2 separate regions of the Homo sapiens genome follow, and region 1 is linked to region 2. A link is a loop called in an ENCODE intact Hi-C map of the cell type or tissue named here. Cell type or tissue: chondrocyte. All regions are shown on one strand.

The links. Hi-C counts contacts between places; a loop is a spot of excess contacts. Peaks named below come from ENCODE experiments on the same cell type or tissue, not always from the same donor. Only the 100,000 strongest peaks of a DNase experiment are listed, where the experiment ranks them.
Region 1: a loop joins it to region 2, with 6 times the contacts of the local background. A loop is called at or near these places in 12 of 110 quality-filtered maps.

What each region holds. Positions count from the first base shown.
Region 1 is chr22:37,259,810-37,262,309 of GRCh38, reverse strand. All of the region lies in intron 2 of LOC107985576 (a long non-coding RNA gene), which reads left to right. Among named protein-coding and RNA genes, the nearest start is that of RAC2, 17 kb to the right of the region's middle. RefSeq lists an enhancer at 1,170-1,709. In chondrocyte, CTCF peaks have their summits at 1,027, 1,260 (motif pointing right) and 2,349; no DNase peak of the experiment used is centred here.
Region 2 is chr22:36,780,679-36,783,178 of GRCh38, reverse strand. No RefSeq gene overlaps it. Among named protein-coding and RNA genes, the nearest start is that of IFT27, 5.8 kb to the right of the region's middle. In chondrocyte, CTCF peaks have their summits at 769 and 976 (motif pointing left); no DNase peak of the experiment used is centred here.

The DNA of each region.
Region 1 (2,500 bases), 480 kb before region 2:
AGAGAGAGCCCCCTAGCATTCAGTGAGGGTCCTTGCTGAGGCTGAAAGTGGAGTTTGCCCCCTAGACTTTCTCCCACCACCATCTGCTGCTGCTGGGTGGATGGGGTCTTGAGCTGCATTCCTTCCCTGGGTGGCCTCCTGCTGCTTTAAATACTGACTTAGTCTCTGGAGTCCTAAAAGAAATGGAAGAAAACACAAATAAACGGAATGATATCTTGTGTTCATGAAATGGAAGAATCAGTATTGTTAAAATGTCCATAGCACCCAAAGAGCTACAGATTCAGTGCAATCCCTATCAAAATCCCAACGTCATTTTTCACAGAAAAAAAAAAAAAAAAACCCTAAACGTTGTATGGAACTACAAAAGGCCCTGAGTAGCCAAAGCAATCTAGAACAAAAAGAACAAAGCCAGAGGCATCACCCTACCTGATTTCAAAATATACTACGAAGCTGAGATCTCACCACTGCACTCTAGCCTGGGCGACAGAGTGAGACCATGTCTCAAAAAACAAAACAAAACAACAACCCCAGAAACTCATTTCTCAGAGTTCTGGAGCATGGGAAGTCCAAGACCACGGTGCCAGCAGATTCAATGTCCGGTGAGACCTGCTTTCTGGTTCATAGATGGTGAACTCGTCACTGTATCCTCACGTGGTGGAGGGGGCTAGTTAGCTCTCAGGGCCTGTATTATAAAGGTGACAAGCCCACTTACGAGGGCCCTTCCCTAATGACCTAATCATCTCCCAAAGGCTTCTCCTTCAAATGCCATCACGCTGGAATTAGTTTTCAACATATGAATTCAATATATACGTTCTCAGGGATGTAAACACTCGGTCAATAGCAAATGCCATCTACGTTGGGACAACTCCACGCTTATGCCTCCAGCCTGGACCCTTCCCCTTTTCCAGAATATTCTATCCAAACACTCAACAGCTTCATGTTCAACAGGCTTCTCACCCAAAATGTCCAGGACAGAAGCTTGATTCCTGGATGCTCTAAGCCCACTCCTCCCGCGGCCACCCCCTCCTAGTTAAATGGTGCCTCCATCCGCCAAGGTGCTAAGAATGAAACCCAACATCATTCTTGACTCCCTCAGCAAGTCCTAAAGCCTCTACAATACCAACTCTCCGTCCAGCCACTTCTTACACTTCCCACCATCACCTCCCTGGCCCAAGCCTCCGTCCCCTTGCCTGGACACTGCCATGGCCCCACCGGGTCTCTCAGCGTCCGCCCTGGTGTCACTGTGGCCTATTCCTCATATGGCCACCAGAGGGTGCCTTCTTGATCAGGATTCGCCGGTTTTTCTGCTCGCGCCCAGAAGAAATCCAGTGTGTGAGCGAAGGCTCCTTGGTCATTTTTTCATGGCGCTTTCACCACCTGCCACTGTGATTGTATTTGTTGCTAGCTTGTTTATTGTCTGTCTCCCACCTGGAATGTGAGCTCTCTGGGGGCAGGGACTTCTATTTGTACACTGCCATTTACCCAGAGAAATGGACCCAGAACGAGCTTGTTAACCATGGGATGCTGGCCTGACAGAGGACTTGCTGGCAAGGGCCGATCTTCTCCACCCTTCTCCCCGACTATTCAAGGAACCTTTCCCCACAACCTCCATGTCCAGATGCCCAGCATCAGAAGCCCCTGGACCACCCAGAGCTGGAGGATGGACACCCGGGTCCAGGGCTCCAGGAGAAAGGCAGGAGCCGGAAGGCCATGGGGGAGGGAGGGTGATTTTTCTAGTGAGAATGAAGCCTTGCCCAAGACCTGCCCATGGGAGGAGATGAGATGGGGATGGAGGGGTGCATTGTTTGGAGAGGAGAAGCCGCTCCACTTCTCCCGCCTCTGTGGACTAGCGTAGGGGTCCCCAGAGAAGCTTCATCTGTATTTACAGCTGCTCCTCGTTGCTCGCATTACTGCCTGAGCTCTGTCTCCTGTCAGATCAGCCGTGGCATAAGATTCTCATGGGAGCATGAACCCCGTTGTGAACTGCGCATACGAGGGATTTGGGTTGCAGGCTCCTTATGAGAATCTAATGCCTGATGATGATCTGTCACTGTCTCCCATCACTCCCGGATGGGACCGTCTAGTTGCAGGAAAACAAGCTCAGGGGTCCTACTGATTCTACATGATGGTGAGTTGTGTAATTATTTCATTATGTATTACAATTAATAATAGAAATAAAGTGCACAATAAATGTGTTTGCATCATCCCAAAAGCATCCCCCCAAATCCGTGGAAAAATTGTCTTCCACGAAGCCAGTCCCTAGTGCCTAAAAGGTTGGGGACCGCTGGGCTAGAGCAACGGCTGGTGCAGACCTCAGGGTGTTTGGTGCCTGAAGGTGGACAGGCAGGCTGGGCTGGGACTCTGTTCCTACCCTTCCACGATAAGGTTGGGACTGGGCTAAGAAAGGGAGGGGGTGAGTGGTGACTGCTGAGGGCCTAGAGGGGGCACCCCAAGGTCCAGTAGGAAGAGGATTTGGTTGGGTAGGAAGGGGAGGGGGCTT
Region 2 (2,500 bases):
ACGGAGATTGCAGCAAGCCGAAATTGCGCCATTGCACTCCAGCCTGGGAAACAGCAAGACTCTGTCCCAAGGAAAAAAAAAAAAAAGAATGTGTATGTGCTTTTGTGCTGGGATATATGTAAAATCTCTCCGAAAGGGTACATAAGCAACTGTCAGGGGCGGGACGGAGGGGACGTTCTCTGTAGATTTTCTCTTTTAAATGTTGAATCTTGGGGTGAGATTACCTATCCGAAATTAAGATTTGTAAAGGACGATGCTGGCCGCTGGGTGGAAAATGGAACCCAGGATGTCTACGGCGTATTCCAAGGTATGATGCGAGAATGAAACTGGGCTATTAAGTTTCCAAGTGCATGAGGTGAGGAATCAACTAAGATGGGCCCTGAGTGTGGTGGGTGCAGCTGCCGGGGGAGGGCTGTTCTGGGAAGGGCACTGTGTCGCGCAGCTGCAGGGTGTTATATGGAGTGGGGGCCGGGGAAGGGAAAAAAGGGTAGAGTGTCAGGGACCCACTCAACTTTGCCTCTAGCAGAATTTGACATAGCTTCAGCCTGGGGCACCCAGAATTCCTTGGCCCTCCTTGAACACAACCACCCAGGCTTTATGCGTGGAGTGTGGAAAGGGGGCAGTGAGGGAAGGCGGCAGGTGCGAGAAGAACTCTCCAGCAGGACTCAGGAGCCCTTGGCTCTGGGATGTAAATCAAAGCACCGCGCCTCAAAGAGAGGCGCCCAGGTGATGTCTCAGCCTCTCATTCTCAGTTGGCGAGCAAACGGACAGAGATGCACTAATGTGGAACGTTCTGGAAAAGCGGCTCTTGGCTTCTGCAGATGGAGTATCTCGGGCTGTTAAAGGGGGCCTCCGGGTGGCTCTGGAGGGATGATTTGCTCAACTTTAAATAAAGGCGGCAGCAAATAAGTCAAAAGGCGGCAGCCCTTCTGCCCTCCTGCAGCAGACAATTTCCCGGCTGCTGCTGCCCCCTGCTGACAGAATCAGGACATCGCGGCCTCCGTGCCCCGCCGAGGCCACAGCTCAGGCCTCCACTTTGCATTCCGGGCGCACAGAAGGTGAGTCAGTTCCATTTCCTCTGCCCTTTATTGAGATGGCCACCGCCAAGTACTGCATCAGCGGAGACATAAACAACCGGGCCCACGTGAACAGTGGAAAAAAGAACAGCAAAGGTCATTACCGAGAGAAGGCAGTGCACCAGATGTGACAGTGCGTTATAGGAAATTGTAAAACAGAACTGTACCACCGCATTATAAATCCTCCTCCAGGGACTCATGGCCACCCCAGTGGCTGTTCATCAGAACTGGTGCTCACTGAGTCTTACCACGTGTCAGGCGTGCTGGGGACCCCTTGCATGTGGCCACTCTTCTGAGCCTCAAAGCGCCTACTGGAGCAGGTGGGAGGAGACTGAGACACAGAGGAGAGGTGGCAAGACAAAGATTCAAGCCCAGGAAGCCCGAGGCCCAAGGCCTTGTAGATTGCAAGTGCAAAATCAATATCCTTTATTCAGTGGGTTCATACATCTAAATCAGTGCTTCTCATCCGTGGAAGATTTTGCCCCCCAGGGGACATTTGGCAATGTCCAGGGACATTTTTGGTGGTCTCAGCAAGGGAGCTTGCTCTGGCATCTAGTGGGCAGAGGACAGAGATGCTGTCTATATTGCTCAGGACAGCCCCCATAACTAAGAACCCTTCACCCCCAAATGTCAATAGTGCCGAGGTAGGGAAACCCTGATCTAAATACATAAAATTTCTACAAATCTATTAGCACTCTCTTTTTGGCATTGCCTCTGACATGAGGGCATTTGAGCAAATCTGCTTTAATGTATGAAAGATATTCTTCTTGAGAATTCATGCAGAATCACTCTCAATTATTTAATTTCCCCTAAAATCTCCTATTTACCCAATTGTTGGATTCCATCCAACAATTCTGCTACTACACCCTATAAGTGAAGGGGCTGTGATGGGGCCCAGGCAGAAGGAGAACCCCCTGGCTGTCAAGACACAGTGGCAAAGGGGCTTGGGCCCTGCATTGGGGATGATCAGCCCTGGCGCTGTGCGTGGAATGTTGCTGCTGTCCCTGGCAGGGAGCCGTGGCTCATCCGCATGCTGCTCTTCAGGGATGTCGGGACGTGTTCAACCCCAGGATGATTGAACAATTTCTGGGAACAACTTGTCAGCAGCTGCCCCTCCACTCCCCTCTTATCCAAAGCCCCAGTAATCAGCCCCAACAGTCTAGTCCCTGGCTTTGGGAAGCAGCACTGTTAATACTTCCTCTTCCACAGAGCATATGGGTGTAGCTAGGGGTGCAGGCTAGGGGTGGGAGAGGACCCAGGATGAGGTTACCCCATCTGAATGGTCATTGCACATCTCTCAGTAGTAAGCCCATTGCTTGCCCAAAAACTGATATTCAAGAGTTGGTGCTTGTTGAATGAATGAATACACAACCGGAAGGGTAAACCCTATGAGAGTCATTCATTCATTCAGAAGTATTTACGGG